2 separate regions of the Homo sapiens genome follow, and region 1 is linked to region 2. The links are chromatin loops, found by intact Hi-C in ENCODE. Cell type or tissue: chondrocyte. All regions are shown on one strand. Each heading gives the region's core, and the rest is flanking DNA. Links, peaks and the distances in the headings are about the cores only. Region 1 has its middle 530 kb from the start of LINC02655. Region 2 has its middle 50 kb from the start of LINC02655.

Region 1 (9,355 bases), core at 345-8,344, 480 kb before region 2:
TATGAAATATATAGGAAATGGAATTTCCATTCCTTTTTTGCAGTCATTTTTTATTGTAATTTTTAAAAAGTAACATAAAATTTGCCATCTGAGCCCTTTTTAAGTGTACAGTTCAGTAGTGTTAAGTATATTCACATTGTTGTGAAGCGGATATCCAGAACTTCTTCACCTGGCAAGCCTACTACTCTATACCCCTTACAAAAGAACTCCCCTCCCCATCCTGTATTCCTTTTAAACACTAAGGCATTATTATTTGCATCTAATTTATCATCGCAACAGTTTCTTCACAGTGGATAGACGTGACAAGACTTGCAGCATGAGGAGTCACTGCGGTTGCCCCTTTGCACACCCTCTCCCATTCCCCCGCCCATTCCCGAACCACTGGCCCTCCATTTGCTTTGCCACAGTCACTCTACTTGTTCATGGTGCCTCTCGCGCAGATCCCGCTCCTTTCGGCCTACAGTTCCTCTTTTGCTCCACACTGTCCCACCACAACCTCCCCACCTGGCCTAGTGAGTGAGCTGCTCCTTCTGATCTTACTTCAAAGATGTGTTTCAGCAAATGCTCATTTTGTTTGTTTGTTTGTTTTTTGAGATGGAGTCTCGCTCCGTCACCCAGACTGGAGTGCAGTGGCCTGGTCTCGGCTCACTGCAACCTCCACCTCCAGAGTTCAAGTGATTCTCCTGCCTCAGCCTCCTGCGTATCTAGGACTACAGGTGGACGCTACCACACCCAGCTAATTTTTCTGATTTTAGTAGAGACGGGGTTTTGCCATGTTGGCCAGGCTGGTCTCAAACTCCTGACCTCAAGTGATCTGCCTGCCTCGGCCTCCCAAAGTGCTGGGATTACAGGTGTGAGCCAGGCGCCCGGCCCAAGTGAATGCTCTCTTGACCCCTGGGCTACATCAGGCCCTTCCTTTCCACTAGCACTGTCCCAGTGTGGAGAAACACTCCTCCAGAGGACTTAACAGTGTTGGGAGATATGGATTTACTTTCAAAATTTTGATTAATGGGCCAGGCACGGTGGCTCACGCCTGTAAGCCAGCACTTTGGAAGGCCGAGGCGGGGAGATCACGAGGTCAGGAGCTGGAGACCAGCCTGACCAGCACGGTGAAACGCCGTCTCTACTAAAAATACAAAAAATGGCGCGTGCCTGTAGTCCCAGGTACTTTGGAGGCTGAGGCAAGAGAATTGCTTGAACTCGGCAGGCAAAAGCTGCAGTGAGCCGAGATCGCACCACTGCACTCAAGCCTGGGCGACAGAGTGAGACTCCATCTCAAAAAAAGAAAAAAAATTTTTTTTTGATTAATGACTGTCCTTTTCTATGCATGACAAACTTCATGATGGCATGAATTAGGTGTTTGCTCTATATCTATCACAACATAGATGATCACAAAATACTTGTTGAATGAGTGAAGTAAATGAACGGATGTATGCTTTCAGTTTTCATTGAAACAGAGTATACTAATAATGCTGTCTCGAATACAAAATCTGCAGGCTTAGTTCCTTGTCTCGGTAAAAGACACAGAAAACGACTGATTTCCAATAATTCACAGAAAATTTTAGCTTAACAAAACAAATAGTAGAACTCAAGAATCCCCAGAAGTTTGAATATATAACACAAAATAGAGATTTGCAAAGTTACATAATACAAACCTAATTTGATTTTTCTTCCCTGCTAGAATTATCGATCCCTAAGAAATCATCTGACAAAAACTCCATCTTTTAGAAAAGCAATATTATGAATACCATATTATGAATGAAATTACTGAGATTCATGGTCGCATAAGAGAAAAAACTCCTGTTTTCTTTGAGCAACTTTTTTTATTATTACGTAAAGTCAAATCTAACCTTTATTCACACACTCTTTAAATCTCAGTTTCCTAATTTGTGAAACGGGTTAATCTACCTTGCAGCATTGTCACAAGAAATAAATTTCAAAATTGGCAATTAAAAAAGGAATGAAAACAACTCTAGGTATTTACCAGTGAAACCATCACAGCCTCATGTTGTTGGCAGAAAATACTCAATTACAGATTTAACCACAGTAATAAAAATACAATAATACAGATTTTAAATTTCATCTTGGGTTGATTTTAATAAATTATCTTTTTAAATGAAGTTTTCCATTTAACTACATTTTTTAAATTTAGTGCCATAAAGTTGTTCAAAATACTCTCTTCAAGTCTGTATGGAGGCCCCCAGTTTTACTCATGATATTTATAAGTATTAATTTTATCTAGTTCCAAGAATTTATTGAATTTGGGGTTTCTTTAACTCCACTTGTCCCTCTCCTGTAAAATTGTTGACATGTATTTTTATATGTATTTTAGTCATCACCTAATATTATTTTAAAATTTTTGTATACTCAATATTTATTCATTTATATCCATATATGACACTTTCTGTTGCTCTTCACCTCTCTGCATTTGTGGGGCGGGGTAATCTAGGGTTATTTTTTTAAGTTTTCCTAGTGACTGAAGTATTCTGCCATTAACATTTTATTTAAATTTTGTGAGGTTCTACAGGTAATAATCTCTCTCTTTTTTGTGCCTTTTTAATTCCTTAGAGATGTTTTTATTTCAACTTTAATTGTGAAAAATATATTCAGGGGCTATAGAATTCTAGATTGAAACATATTCATTCAGAATTTTAAAGTTGTTTTTCCATTGTATTCTGTTTTCCTGCTCTTTCTGTTGACAACTTGGCTCTTAGTCTGAATGTTAGTGAATATATTAATCACAGGTGTTGTAAAGCCCATGTCTAGTATCTTCAATAACTGGATCATTTAAAGGTATGTTTCTATTGTCTGGTTTTTCTCTTACTTTCTATTAATAAGTTTTTCAGTTAGCTACTGCTGTATTATAAGCAACTCCAAAACTGAGTGTCTCCTATTGCTCATGAATCTACCAATCAACTCCTTGTAGTTCTCATCTCATTTGGGCTCCACTATGTATCTGCAGTCAGCTGGGTATGAAGTTGGTGTATCTATCAATCATGGCTTCACCCTTTCACAAGTTTGAGATGAACTTTAAACTGATCTAGGAAATATCAGATAGATCAAATGGGCTCTGGGCTCTCTTCCATGTCGTCCCTCATTCTCTAATATGTTAGACCAGGCTATTCATGTGGTGGTTATAGGAATCAAAAACAGAGAGACAGAGAGGGAGAAAGAGAAAGAGAGAGAAGTACACAAATCTTGAGCCCTGAACTGATACATGATCACTTTCAGCATATTCATATAAGTCACAGCTCATCTCAACCCATTGTCTGCCTAGATACAACGGATGGGGAAATGTCCTCTGTCTCCTGATGGAAGAACAGCAAAGACATATTGCAAGGAACATAGATTCAAGTAACAATACAATTGGGATAACTTTTTGCAATCTTTAAAGCGCAATGTTTATTTTTTATTTTTAAATTGAATGCTAATTTTGCATTGTATGCCATCCATTTTAGACGCCATGGATGTTATCTTCCTTCAGAAAAGCTTAACCCTGCCCTCTAGATGGCAGTACAGCAGCAGATCATCTCAATGGAGCCACAAATTTAGCTCATTCAAGGCTGCTCTGCAGCCTTTGAAAGGACATATTTATTTCTGTTTTCCCCTACTCCTACTAAGTGACCTTCCAGGAGTCCAGCGAGTGTTTCTGAGGGCCCCTTCTTTTTTTCTGAGTTCTGAATTCAAATATCTGTCTTCCTTGCACCGTGACATTGCCAAAAATTATTCTCTTTTTTTATGCTCCTTTGTGTTTGGCTATTTTGTCACTTGCCCTTTGAAGCTTAATTACAAATGACTAAAGGAGAAAATCTATGTTAAGTATTGTTCTCACTTGCCTGCAGTTGCCTTCTCTATCAGATCTTGGCCTTCTAAATTCTGGTTGTTTTGGCAGCCCCAAAATGCAATTTTTTTTTGTCTCGCAACTCCGTAGGTTGCCTAAAGCTCTATTAGCTTCTCTATCCCTTAGCACTGCTCTACACCTAGCTCCTTACCCTCTTGCCTGTGATAAGATTTGGATAACGCCTTGAGAGATTCTCATTAGCATACAGGAAGTTGGTTTATCTCAATAAGCTTCTCTCCAGGATATGGCTTCTCAACTCCTGGCTGCCTTGCCAGCTCAAAGCTGATGCCTTTAAACAGATTACTAAAAACAAACAAACCTATTTTATGCAGCTTTTCTAGCTGTCTTCAGTGGGGCCTTAGTCTCCTCCAATCTATTTGATTATGGCTGAAAACATAAGTCCATCAGAGTATTTGTATTTTGCTTGTATTTCAAACCCCATAAAACATCATGAGTATTATTTTTAATAGTAAACATTCATTTTATATTTACCCTTCCCATTATTTTTCTTCCTTCCTGTATTTCTTTGTTTCTATTTGGGATCCTACTTTCTTCTGCCTCGAAAATATTTTTTAATGTCTCTTTTAATGTAGTTCTGCTGATAATAAATTCTATCAGCTTTTATTGATTTGAAAATGCCTTTTTCACATTAAATTGGAAGAATATATTATTTGGGTATTAAATTGTATGCCTACAGTTATTTTCTTTTGGGACTTTATATATCTCATTTCTTGTGGCTCATGCTCTTTTCACTGTGTAATTGGCTGTATGTCCTTTGTTGACGTTTGAAGACAATCTGACATTTTTCTTTAAATGGTTCTAAAATTTTTCAATATTTTTTATTTTCAGCAATTTGGCTACGATATGCCTTAGTAGGATTTTCTTTGTAATTACCCTGCCTTTTTTTTTTGTTTCAGCTCATTGACTCTATGACTTTATATCTTTTATCAGATTTTAAAAATTCTTAACCATAATCTCTCCCAAATATTATCTCTCTTTTTGCCTTGTGGGTATCCAATAGATAAGAAAACTTATCAGTATATTCCACCTAAGATATTATAGTCATTATTATATTTTTTGACTCTTTTTTCTCCATGTCTTACTTTGAAGAAGTCCTAATGCCCTATTTTCCGGAATACAAATCTTCTCTTTAGCTATAAATAACCTGCTATTAATCCTATATATTGTATTAATAATTTTATTTGTCATAGTTTTCAATTCTATAGTTCTTCATCCTGTCATTTATTTTTCTGAACATATTTATCAGTTGTTATCTTAAAAATATATATCTGACAACCTTGTGAATCTGTTTTTATTGTCTGTTTTAACTTATTCTTGTTAATTAGTTTTCCAGGTAAGTTTACTGGTTCCTGTAGAAAGTAGAAAAGTTCCTCTTCAAAGCTCATCTTGATTTAAAAATAAAATAATAGACAGTAGGAATAATAGCTTCTTACTCTAAAGCCTTCTATCAACTATCAGTTCTTATACTTTAGCCCAATTAGTTGCTTTGGCTTACTCAGGCGTGTCCAGACAGGCCCAGGCAAGTCTTAGCTCATAGCTGATGCTCCTTCCTTATTTGGAAATGTTATTGCTTCCTTAAACCTTTCATAAGCAACTTCCTCTCCTTCTTTGTTTGCACTTACCTATTTAGGAAAGTTTCAGGTTGTTAGCAAATCGGGTATCAGTTTAGGACTGTGAGGTCCAGCTCCAGCCAATGGATGCAGGACACAGAAGTAAGGACAACCAAAATGCTTAAGGGATAAATATGTCTGCTTTTCCTTTGTTCAAATGTGCTCTCGCTACTGTTCCATCTGTGAAGGGCACCCTTTCTGCAGAAAGTAAAGATTGCCTTGCTGAGAGATCCTTTGTCTCTGTGCTGACTTTTCTTCGTGGCACCGATTATCTGTTTCCAACAGTTCCTAAACATTGTGTATTAAAAAATAAGAGATTACAGATAACGTATTTTTCCAGCAATTTTCTGTACATATTAGCAGGCTATTAAAGTGAAAGTAGATCATTTTTCTACAACCAAACTTGGTTTTAAGCTTTGTAAGTTCTAGTTTCTTTCTGATTTACCCTCAGTTTTACAGTGTGATCTTTCAGGGACCTCAAGTGAAAGCCTGGAAATACTCCACCTGAGAGTGCTCTAAGTTCCAAGTTTCTATTTTTGACAGTGGAAAGAGACTGCTAAGAGCTGAAATTAGGAACTTAAACTTATATTAGTGTTGGTTTTGAGGATGTTTTAAGAAGAGAAGCCATGGACGTTTAGCTGCCCAGAGAGCTTTCCTTTTCTCTGAGATCTTGGCGTCTCAAATCCTAGCTACCTTGAAGATACCATCAAGAAAATTTGTTGTTTTTAAAACTAGCTTTCCATTAATCTTCTGAAGAATGGTTGATCTATTATATACAGCTAGTGCATCATAGCCATAGGCTCATTGCTTCTTTTTGAAAAAGCCATTGTATAACTTCTTTTCATTGTTGTTCTTCAATATCATCATACTTTACATTTTAAAATGCTTTATGGAAAATATTTTCAATATTTAATTCATTATCCCTCATTATTGTCAAAGTGTACTCTACATGGTAACCATGCTATGATTGTACTATGTATGTGTAAAAAATGTTCTTGATCTTAGGAAATAGAAATTAAAGTTTTCCAAGCATATTAGCTGCTACTTTTTCATCACTCTCTCCTCTCCTCTTGGTCTTCTGGAAATAATATTCTGGAAAATACACACCGACACATATACGTGTGTATACACACACACACACACACACACACACATATACATATATGTATATATGTAGAGTAATCCCTCAGTATCAGCAGGGCATTGGTTTCAGGACCCACCACTTGAGGATACCAAAATTCACAGACGCTTAAGTTCCTTATATAAAATGGCATAGTGTTTGCATATAATCTATGCCCATCCACCCTTATATTTTAAATCACCTCTAGATTACATACAATACCTAGTACAATGTAAATTCTATGTAAAAGTTGTTATACTGTATTGTTTTAAAAAATAAGAAGAAAAATAGTCTACATGTTCGGTGCAGTTATTCTTTTTTTTTTAATCCCCTAAGTTTTTATCTATGGTTCATTGAAATCTAAACTATATCTAAAATATAATTATTAATATATTAACTATTTGATACATTAATGTTATGCAATTAATTATGGCATATAATTAAAAATAACATTATATTAGTTTTTGGAAAACATGTATAGAGGGAAGCCATTATAGTTGTTATATAATTGAATTATATTATTTACATATAGATAGGACATAATATATTATAATTAAATACTAACATATAGTATCAGTATCCTGAAAAAATATTAAACATATATACATAGAAAGAGCATGCACAAAGTAAAAAAGTGGGATAAAAATTAATAATGGAAAGATCTGTGCACTGTCTTCAAAATTTTTCTGTGTAAAATTATATCTAAAAAACTGGGGAAAATATTATATTTGTCTATACTTTAGATTTTTTAATGTAAAAAATTGACTTTGTGGAGGTGAGATCTGATATGTAAGTAATATTCATGGAAGCAGTATGTTTAAAAATTTATTTTATTAAAAAGTTAAGTTTCCAGACGAGTGCAGTGGCTCACACCTGTAATCCCAGCACTTTGGGAGGCCGAGGCGAGCAGATCACGAGGTCAGGAGTTTGAGACCAGCCTGACCAACATGGTGAAACCCCATCTCTACTAAAAATACAAAAATTAGCCGCGCATGGTGGTGTGTGCCTATAATCCCAGCTACTCAGGAGGCTGAGGCAGGAGAATGGCATGAACCTGGGAGGCGGAGGTTGCAGTGAGCCAAGACCGCACCATTGCACTCCAGCCTGGGCGACAGAGCAAGACTCCATCTCAAAAAAAAAAAAAAAAAAAAAAAAAAAAGTTAAGTTATAAATGGGGAATCTTTTTCAAACAGATGATTTAAATTACTTTCTATTAGATTAAATTAATTGTTCATTTTGCCTTGAATTGTTTCCGTCTTATTTCTTTAAACAGCTACCATTGTCTCACTAATACATTGTAGACACAACACTTAAAATTAAGCCTGCTATTGACTCAGGCCAAGTCAGTTTATGCTCAGCTTGAAATTAACATATTCTGTTTCATTATGTCCATTTGCAGACTTAATGAACATGTTTCTTTTTCACAAATAATTTCTTAAACTAATTCAGTTTCATCTTCTGTTTATTAATTTTTCAATAACTATTAATTGTGGGAACATTATAGCACATTAATAGTAAAATGAATAAAGCAAAAATTCCTATAACCCCCTAAAAACCGTTTTACATCTTCATTTCAGTTTCCTTACAGAGTCTTCAAAATGCTCACTGTTTGTTGATGCATAATGTCCCATCAGGTTGTTGCTCCGTAGTTTACTTAACAACTTTCCTTTGCTGGGCATTAGGTTGGCTTACAATTTTTAACAATCATGAATAATATCTCACTGATTTTGATGCAACCTACATGAATAAAATATAATTTGAAATCTTTGTAAATATGCCTCTCTTGGGAAAAAGCGCACATTCTTCTTCCTTTACTAATATTCTTATAACATTAAAACATGGTGTGCTGGAAATGATGGATGGACAATTTTGCTGCACCTCAGAAAAGCTCTCAGCATACTGAGGTCAGTGTAGAAAAAGAAAACTGTTAATACAGGCTTTATTTTGTTGTTATAATGTGTTGGTATTCATTGTAATTGAGGTGTAACTTAACATATCACATTATATATGCATCTCCAATATTATATATCTCATATTTAATGAGGGATTTTACACATATTTAATGAGGGATTTTACACACCTCATATTTAATGAGGGATTTTATATATCTCATATTTAATGAGGGATTTTACACACCTGGAAAATGAGTCCAAGCATTGTTTGAGAAATTTTGAGCAATGTAGTTGAATAAAAATAACCCAAACCCTGGCCGGGCATGGTGGCTCACACCTGTAATCCCAGCAATTTGGGAGGCCCAGGCGGGAGGATCACCTGAGGTCAGGAGTTTGAGACCAGCCTGACCAACATGGTGAAATCCCATCTCTACTAAAAATACAAAAATTAGCCAGGTGTGGTGGCAGGCACCTGTAATCCCAGCCACCAAGGAAGGTAAGGCAGGAGAATCACTTGAACCCGGGAGGCGGAGGTTGCAGTGAGCCGAGATCACGCCATTGCACTCCAGCCTGGGGGAGAAAAGCGAGACTTCGTCTAAAAAAAAAAAAAAACCCTAAGCCCTTCACAGATACTTCAAGGCCTATCACTATGTGACCAGGTGTGTGGCCTTCTGCCAACACCTAAAAAGTTGCCTTGATTACCATCTTTCCAAAGGGTGTGCCTATATGTATTCAGGCTTCCAAGGCATGCTCAAATAAGTGATGTTTCTTTAACAAACAGACATGAGAGCTCTCTGTTCCCTAATTCTTCGTGTTTTATACTTCTCTATATTATCCCTCACTGAGTCCTTACATGAGGACATGTACACTC
Region 2 (9,355 bases), core at 936-8,935:
CAAAAGGTGATTTTTCTTTTAATTGTGGTAAAATAGATGACCGCTTTTCATGTTTTTTAGAGTTTTTATTGAGGTATAATTGGCAAATAAAAATTGTGTCTAGATATACAACTTGATATTTTGATACACATCTCCATTGTGAAATGATTACCACAATCAAACTAATTAACTTGTCCATCACCTCACATAGTTACCGTGTGTGTGTGTGTGTGTGTGTGTGTGTGTGTGTGTGTGACGAGAACACTTAAGGTCTATACTCTTGGTAAATTTCAGGTATACAATACAGTATTGTGAACTACAGTCTCCGTGCAGTACACGAAATCTCCAGAATTTATTCATCTTGCAAAACTGAAAGTTCATACTCTTTGACCAACATCTCTCCATTTTCCCCACCTCCCAACCACCATTCTACTCCCTGACTCTATGAGTTCGACTATTTCAGATTCTACCTATAAGTGAGATTATGCAGTATTTGTCTTTCTGTGTCTGGCTTATTTCACTTAACATAATGCCCTCCAGGTTCATCCATGTTGTCGCAAGCAGCAGGACTTTCTTCTTTTTAAAGGTTAACTCAGGATTTTAGTGCAGTAGCACTGGGATGAACCAGGAGATCTCACAGTGTGTCAGAAATAACTCCATCAAAGGTGGAGCATTTTTTCTCTGCCTAGATGCAGAGATTTTGGTCTTCCACTTTTTTTTCCAAGCATCCTAAATGAGCTGGCTCCAGTGTACAGAATACTATTCTCCTTACATCTGTATATGCTGGGGAATTTGCATATTCAAAAATTAAAAGAAATGAAAGAAACAGCAGCTAACAAATGCTAAAAGGCTACCCTGAAGGAGCTACCTTCCGGCCCACAAGAACTCCACCACAGCAGAATTTCTGTGCCTCACCTCTAACTCAATATTTCCTCGATGCCTCTTTATGGAAGTTAAAGTGGTCAGAAGCTGAGTGTGTGTGGATAGCGCTATTGATTTTTCGCTCCTTGGAGAAACCAGGCTGTCAAATTACAAGGCTACAAAACAGGCTAACTAGCTTGGCAGGGGTGCCCCCACCAACTCCACATGGCTCTTTCCCATCCTGTCTCTCACCACACTGGCTTGAAAGACCCCCGTTTCTCTGTCCTCTGCTGTGGACCTGCCAGACTCGGGAAGGCACCGGAGCTGCACCAACCAGCCCAGCGGTGGGTTTCTGCTGTTCTTATTTTTAGCCATGATGCTACTCCCAAAGAGAAAATAAAAGCAAATAAAATTTAGACTGTTGCAACTGATCTCCAGTCATTACAGAATGTTGCTACAGCAACCAACAGGGGCTTGACACTATCTTTCCTCCCCATACCTCCTCCACCTCATTTCTGTGACCCGGGAGCAGGACCATTCCAATGGCATCAGCACCATCTTCTGCGCAGGGCTTCTGTCCAACGTCTTTGAGAATGGAGCTACCCGGGGCCCAGCGCCAGGCAGGCAGCTCTGTGCATGTTGCCTGTTAACTGACACACCAGCCCCCCAGCCAACCTTGGTCCTAAGATGACAGATAAAGGAAGGTTAAGCAAGGAACTGATCACTGTTACGCACTTGAAAACAAACAGAGAAGGAAAGTAACCTCCAAAATGTTTTGAAAGAAAGTTTTACAGCCTGGATTTTTCCTACTTCCCTGTAAAGTGTTGGGAGACTCCTCAGTCACCTCTGCAGTGTAATCCAAGAAATCTGATTTTGGTGGCCCTGCCCCCTTCCCCTCCAGGCTCCTCAGGGACCTGATGTACCCTCACCCATCACCCTCACTCCATCTCACCAGGGACCTGTCTTCCTGTTCAGTCCAGTGCTGTCATGTTCTTTCCCTCTTAAGGATTCCAAAATGGACTGGTTAAAATATGCATGCTGAGTTGTGGGTGACAAATAGTAATGTATGAGCTTGCGGGAGGAAAGACTGAAGTTCTGTTCAGGTCAGCTCTGGGTCCCCTTGGGGGAGGAAAAACTGAAGTTCTGTTCAGGTCAGCTCTGGGTCCTGAGGTGACTGCACTGGGACCCCGGCCCCTCACACAGTCTCAAGTGTAATGACAATACCAATAATGAGAACAGGCCACATGAGATCCAACACACATGGGTACTAGCCAGAGGTCTCACAGAGGCACAGGCGAAACCCACATGCGTGTGAACACGAGCTGGTTAAATATCCAAACCCTCGACAGCTACTGGTGTGCATGCTTGATGGTGCCACAAAGGGAATAACTACAGAAAATGACTTCTAGGTAATAGGTAGCAAGTTCAGAGCTGTTCTATTTCCATCTGAAGCAAGGCCGCCTATAAAACCCTTCACACGCCAGCAGCTCAGAAAGAGGAAGGCATTTGTAACAGGCAGCTGCTGTGGCCATTCATTGCTGAGGGTGTACAGACAAAAAGCCTCCTCCGTGGCCTGAATCTCTGCAGCAAAAAATAGCCACAGAGAATGCTGGGCCTGCAGAAATGCAGTTCATGACAAAACACAGGCATGGGGACCAAGCGGCAGCCGGTGCTGGCCCACAACCAAGTTCTACACAGTCCTCCCACTTTCGCCTCAGATCCCTCTAGTCTCAGGGGAAATCCTTCCTGCAGGTTTGTCCCAGTTGCTCATCTTGTCTGCCTCAAATTCCTTCTCTCCTTTGAGGCTAAGACCTTGGAAAGTAAATCCATAAAGACTTGCTATTTCCACTGTCAGCTCTTCCTCATCCCTGGAGATCAGAGTCCAAGCATCAGCTTAGATGGAGGAAGGGAAGAAAAGAAAGCAGGTTGCCCATATCAAACATTACACCCATGAAGACTCTGACATGCCTCAGGAGGCCTGGATCCTCCCTTGTTCTGCCATTGATCCTCCTTGTGGCCTGGGTCAACCCCTTCCCTCTCTGATCCCTGGGTTCATCTGCTCGTACTCCACAGAGGCAGAGTTCACAGTTCCCTCCCAAATACATATGTGTCCTTAAGGCCAGGAACTATGTACTTTGGAAGATGATGCAAAATTAACGTGTGCTTAATGAAAAAAGTTACTGCTTTTTGAATAGTTCTAAATACTATAGGTATAAGTAACTGTTCCAAATGTATTGCACACATTGCTCAGTTAATTCTCATAGCATCTTGTGAGAAAGGTACTAATTTTGTTTTCGGTTTAGAAAACAGGAAGCAGGAATTTGAGACACAGAGAAGGCAAGTCACTTGCCCAAGGTCACGCAGCTTGGAGTGGTGGAATCATGACTCAAATTCAGGCAGTCTAGTGCAGGGCTACTCTTCACTGCCAGGGCTCTGCCGTTTCTGGAGACACATCCCACCACAGTGGGAATGCAGTAATATGCGGATGTCATTCAGTGCCAGCCTCCCCAGCTGCCCACCTCTCAGCTCCCTCAGACCAATGCAAATCAGGTGACTACAGGGTGGAAAAAAGACTAGGGCTGGGGCCCAGCCGGGCACATGGACACAGATATGCTGGTTGTGAAATTGATGAAATACTTCCAAGCTGGCTGACAAAAAGTCACTGCCCCAATCCACCTACCTGCTGGCCTGGCTGCCAAGCCCCTCCCTACTCCCTGCTCAGGATCCAGCCATTAAAGGGATGACCCTTGGCTTTAGATGGGGCCTCCAGGAGGCACCTACCTATGTGGCAGCTGCAGCCCACAGAGGTTGCTGCAGTGTGTCTGTCAGCCCCGCCCTGGCCCATGGCTCTTCCCAAGTCTGTCAGGTGTTCAGGGGTGACTACGGGGACTGGAGCCTCCAGTGTCCAGCTGAGCCTCTTTCCCTGCCCTCTCTGTGTGGGACCTGACTCCTGGCCAGCTCTGGCCTTTGGTCCCTGGTTTTCCCCCCAGGCTGGTGGTTGGCTGTGCTCCTGGGTGGCATGGTTCCTGCCTGTCCTTCCCTTGGAGCTAGACTCTATTCCTATTTCCCTTGCACGGATCCCGACGCGTAGCCCAGTCTGCCACTGGCACCCCCAGCTGAAGCCACAGCACTCACATCTCTCCCTTTCTTCTCCCCGACACATTGGCCCTTCCAAATTGCCTGGAGTTTCAGGCCTGGTGGCGTAAAGAGCAGCTCTCTCTCTCTGGGAAGGGGATGGGTATCCCTGTGGCCCTTGATTGGTGCCCTCCATCCACCAATATAGGCTGCCCCACTCCTCACTCCCTGCTAGAAGCTCTTTCCCCCATTTAAATCCCATTCGGCATTATTGGAAATCTACTGCATGCCCTGCATTAGTGTGACGTGACTTAGTTGAGAAAATTGCTGTATGCTCAGCTGATGGTAATAACAACCACTTAGCTCTAATAACTGCCTGTCAGACGCTGTCCCTAAGTGCTTTATATTTATTAAGTTAATCCTTACAGTAAACCCATGAGATAAGAATTGTTACCATCTCCATCTTACTGAAGAGGGCTCTGAGACACAGAGAGGTTAAGAAACTCACTGTATCACACAGCAAGTCATAGAAGTGTCTAGATTCAGATCCAGCCCCTGTACCTGCAACTGCCACACTATGGCTGACATGCTACCGTACAAAGGGATGACTATCAGGACAGGAAAGACCTTAGACATACCAATTCAAGTCCAAACAGGAATATTTAAGAAAATGTTTACAATTAATTGGTTTATCCCAAGACTTCCACATCTCAGGGGCAGCTTTGGAGCAAATGAAACTGACCAGCTGCTGGGGAACAGGCCCAGGTTTCCAGGGAGAATCTTCCTTTTTTGGCTACTAGGGGGCTTTCGCCCTGTTCCAGGGAGAGTTCCAGGCTGCTTGGGAGCAGAGCATTCTGGCTGGCCCCAGCCTTGCCCACCAGCCACCCCTGCCTGCCAGCAAGCCCAGGGCCACGCGGCAGCTTTATTCTCTCCAGCAGATGTGTGCGTAGAGGCCGTTTTCTAGGTGAGGACAAACACCCTGTTTCCCAGTCCCCCGGAGAGAAGATGCCGTGCTGGACAGGAGCCCTAGCAGTGCAGAGTCCCCTGCTGGGGACATGCAATTTGGGAAGAAGCCTAGGGCAGACGGTTTCTCCAGCCTCAGCCTGCTCTCCTCGGATACTCAGCTGCGCGGCGCCACCTGCTGGACAGACCGAAAGTCTCCTCTTTGGCGATGGCACCAGCAACCCTGGGCTTCCCTGAGGCCACCTCCCCTGGTCCCCCTCAAGTTCCTCCAACCCTAACCCTGGCCAGCAGGAAGGGGAGATCTTCGCCTTCCAAAGAAAGCTTGTGCCGTGGGCACTGGTCTCCGCATCTGGACATTTCACAGGATCAATCAGTAGCAGGATTGTTCATTTATTTATCTGCATTACTTGTCTTTGTTCTGATTCTCAGGGCTCTGACTTCTCCCAGGTCACTCTCATGTCACTCCTTGCTTAGGGATGCTAATTCTTTAAACTCTTTGAGCCTCAGTTTCCCCATCTATCAGGATGGTGCAGGGCTGTTATGAACAAGAGAAAGTGCCGACCTAGGTTATTGCACACCTGCCTAGATAGAGCCAGGTGCTGGGCTCACAGCATGGTGGCCCCGGGTGTCTGTAGATGTTCTCAAGCGCTCAGATGTTGCTAGAACATACCATTTCCTCTGGACAGGGTGTATATAAGCACTGAGCCCTTTTGAGATGAGGGTTCTGGACAGTTCCCGAACCCTCCTACCCATGGGATTCGAAGAGTGTGAGACTCAAATCAAAGCCCCAGCAAAATAACAAATTCCTACATAACAGTAACTCTCAGAGGAGTAAAATCAATAATATTCACATATTTTAACTCTCAGGAGTAAAATCAATAATATTCACATATTTAACACATATTTATTCACAGTTATTATACCTGAAATGCCCAGGTCTATTCTATTTCACTTAATAAATGTTATTTTTTCCTCTTTTTTGCTCCTTGTTCCCTCTAAGCCTATTCTTTCTTATCTGTTATGGGCTGAATTCATGTTTCATATGTTTTAATATGTGGATATGTGGAGATGAGGCATTTAAAGAGGTGATTAAGTTAAAATGAGGCCATTAGGATGTGCCTTAATCCAATATGACTAGTGTCTTAAAAGAGGAGGAAATGTGAGCACACAGAGACACCAGGGGTGTGTGTGCACAGAGAGAACCATGTGAGGACACAGGGAGAAGGGCTTCTGCAGGCCAACAGAGGCCCCAGGAGAAACCAACCCTGCTGACATCTTGATCACAGACTTCCAGTCTCCAGACCCATGAGAAAATAAATTTGTTATTTAAACCACCTAGTCTGTGGTGTTTTGTTATGGCAGCCCTGGCAAACTAATCTATCATCTTAGTATAATAAAGTCAGTTGCTGCTCAATGAAACAGGACTTTAGCCTACATGGAGGTCAGACAGGAAGCATGATTTTATAATAAAATCATGGGCCTGGATGTGGACTCACACTCACAGAGGGCAGAGCCTGGCATGAACCCACACATCTGGCTTCTCACCACAGTTCCAGGCACAGTGCTGGTCATTGGACCAAGTGGAATTGAATCGTCTACATTGCACAGTCTGGCAGGACCTGCCTGAGGCCCCTGCAAGGTCCCTGCTTGGATTTCTGCTTCTCTTCATCCTTGATAGAGAGTCACCAATTCCCCCTTGCAGAGAAAACTACTCATAAACCACAGTGCAGGGGTCAGGGAAGGGCAGGGTCATGTCTCTGTGGGGCTCTAAAGAGAGGCTGCAGTTTATGACTGTGTGAGATGTTTACAACAGACACATTTGTTTCTCAAACTGCTCTGGGGTTGCTGAAGTGAATTTCCTCTAAAGCTGGAAAGTGCCCATCCATCTGCTTGATGCAGCTTCTCTGGAGGCAAAGAGCAGAGACTCCGCAGCTGCAGTGGATTCCTAGCTGGAGAGGGAGGGCTGATCAATCAAGCCACAACTGGGATGGGTGCTGCAGGTGTCCCTCTACAGGTAAAGTGGCCATTTCTCTGAACCAAAATGCTATTAATTTTTTTAAAAAGGATAAAAAGAGGAAGGAAGGAGGGAAGGAAGGAAAGAGGGAGGGAAGGAAGTAAAGAAGGGAGGGAGGGAGGGGAGTCAGTTCTGAAATGTGAACTTATTTATATAGTTTACCAAAGATTTATAAAATCAATCATATTTTCAGTTTTAATACATTTTGTATTGAAAATAGTATAATTTCATTAAAACATACCAAAATCATTCAAAATCATATCTCATTTAAATCAAGAGTGCCAGGTCTGAGTGTATTAGTCCGTTCTCACACTGCTATGAAGAAATACCCGAGACTGGGTAATTTATAAAGAAAAGAGGTTTAACTGACTGACAGTTCCGCATTGCTGGAGAGGCCTCAGAAAACTTACAATCATGGCGGAAGGCAAAGAAGAGGCAGGCACCTTCTTCACGGGGCAGCAGGTCAGAACGAGGGCAAGCAGGGGAAATGCCAGATGCTTATAAAGCCATCAGACTCTCGTGAGATGAGAAGAGCATGGAGGAGACCACACCTATGATTCAATTACCTCCACCTGGTCCCGCCCTTGACCTGTGATGAGATTTTGGGTGGGGACACAGCCAAACCCTATCACTCAGCTTGAGCCTAAGCTGCATCCAGACCTATTTTGAAGACAGTGAACAGAGGAACAGGGGCTCCTCCTGGGCAGAGAGGGAACCAGGCAGAACAAGCTTGACCCAGGAACAGAGACGGTGCCCAGGGACCCAAGAGGGGTGATCACAAAGACACTGAGGAATCTGTCCTCAGGCCAGCCAATTCCTAAAGGGAACAAAAATTAAATCAGGTAGCAGCAGCCTTTCCCTTAAAAACGCAAAGACCCAGGCGTGGGCAGCACCTAGTTTGTCCTGAGGAGGCAGGTTAGACTCCAAGTATGAATGGATTTGTTTTCTGTGTACTTCCTCTCCCTTCTCACAGGTGCCCTGGGCCACCCCAAGCTGAAACAAGACTCCAAGACACAGATACTGACCTAGGTAAAACATGACCTGCAATGTGTTTTTACCAGGGCAAGTGCTTTTATTTGGTGACAGGGACAGAAAAGGAAAGTGAGGAAGGAGAAAAGTCTTTGCAGTGGGGAGAGGAAGAAAGACCAGGATGCAAAAGGATCGGGGCCCCCAGTGAAAGGGACCAAGCACAAGCTGTGCTGGAGGGCAACGCCCTCATCAACTCCATCCTGCAGCCAACAGCCTCAAATCAGTGTAAACCCCTGTGAACAAATGGTGGGGACTTGGACAACATTGATGGGGATGGGAACACAAAGAGAAAGCCTTGTCCCGGACCAACCGACATGGAATGTCCCTACAATCCAGGGCAATGGTGGGCCCAGTCCCAGTGTCAGTATCATATAGCCCTGGGAGCCAGCAGCAGAGGCAGCACCCATGCCATCGTGCTACAGTGCACTGCAGTGCCGGCCAGCATCAGGAGGCCCTCAGAGCACTAAGCAGGGTACCTGGCAGAAACCTACGGCCCCTGGTAGGAGAGGCTATTATGGTGAGAGCTGGAAGAAGCAGAGAAGCAGGAGGCTCTGGCAGAGGCAGCCACACAGCAGAAAATGGCCAGAAGCAGAGTCGCTTGTGAGCACGTGGGAGAGACACCCTGGAACTCCCAGGAGTGCCTGGACTAAGGAGGGAGGTCCAGGCCTGTGTAAGCCATGCAGACGGCTCCTGGCAGTGTAACCCCATTTGTGCCTCCAACCAGACTGGTGAGGACGGAACACCCTGGGAATAGAACTGGTCTAAGACATGGCTGAAAATGCAGCTCCCCGTTTGGGAAAACCCATCTGCCAAGGTTACGACAGATCTGATGGCAGGGAAACACAATAGCAGGCACATCATAAACTATGCAAATGAAAAAGCAATGTGCAATTTTTAATTCTAGGAAAATGAAAAGATGTACAAGAAGGAAAATGCAATTATAGCACCAACTTGACCCGCAGTGAACAATGTTTTTAATTAAGTTGAGAGGACCTGGGTGGATGAGGAGACTGAAATGAGATGGGGGCAGGAAATAGGCGAGCTGAGTCCACGTCAACCTGATGAGAAGTCAGTAGATAATTGCCAAAAACTGATAAGTTAAGAAGCAGCCGTCAAAACTTGTAATTCAGGGAAACAAAAAATGAACAGTAGAAGAAATAGCTAGAGAATTGAGAGAGGTTGTGTCCAGGGAGCAGGACTGAGTATGATGGGAGAGGGGGCAGCAGGGGCCTGTGAGGCCCTGTGTTCAGCTCTCAGAGTGATCTTGGACTTGTGAACTCCACGCTCTGGGTCTCAGCTTCCCCATTTTTATTATGATGGTGCTGTCGAAGTGACCACTGGTGGCTCACCAGCTCTGCAGTTGCAGGGCTCTGGGCAGGTGGTTATGTGGATGTATGCACAGTGGGTACTGCATGTGAGAATAAACACATTTTT

The links. A loop is a pair of places that touch in the nucleus more often than their neighbours do. Peaks named below come from ENCODE experiments on the same cell type or tissue, not always from the same donor. Only the 100,000 strongest peaks of a DNase experiment are listed, where the experiment ranks them.
Region 1: a loop joins it to region 2, with 3 times the contacts of the local background. A loop is called at or near these places in 4 of 110 quality-filtered maps.

The regions. Positions count from the first base shown.
Region 1 is chr10:81,174,167-81,183,521 of GRCh38, reverse strand. No RefSeq gene overlaps it. Among named protein-coding and RNA genes, the nearest start is that of LINC02655, 530 kb to the right of the region's middle. RefSeq lists an enhancer at 4,704-5,903. In chondrocyte, for the core only: CTCF peaks have their summits at 3,316 and 3,521 (motif pointing right); a DNase peak (open chromatin) is centred at 421.
Region 2 is chr10:80,695,394-80,704,748 of GRCh38, reverse strand. No RefSeq gene overlaps it. Among named protein-coding and RNA genes, the nearest start is that of LINC02655, 50 kb to the right of the region's middle. RefSeq lists enhancers at 4,743-5,002, 4,809-5,334. In chondrocyte, for the core only: CTCF peaks have their summits at 4,852 and 5,054 (motif pointing left); a DNase peak (open chromatin) is centred at 5,006.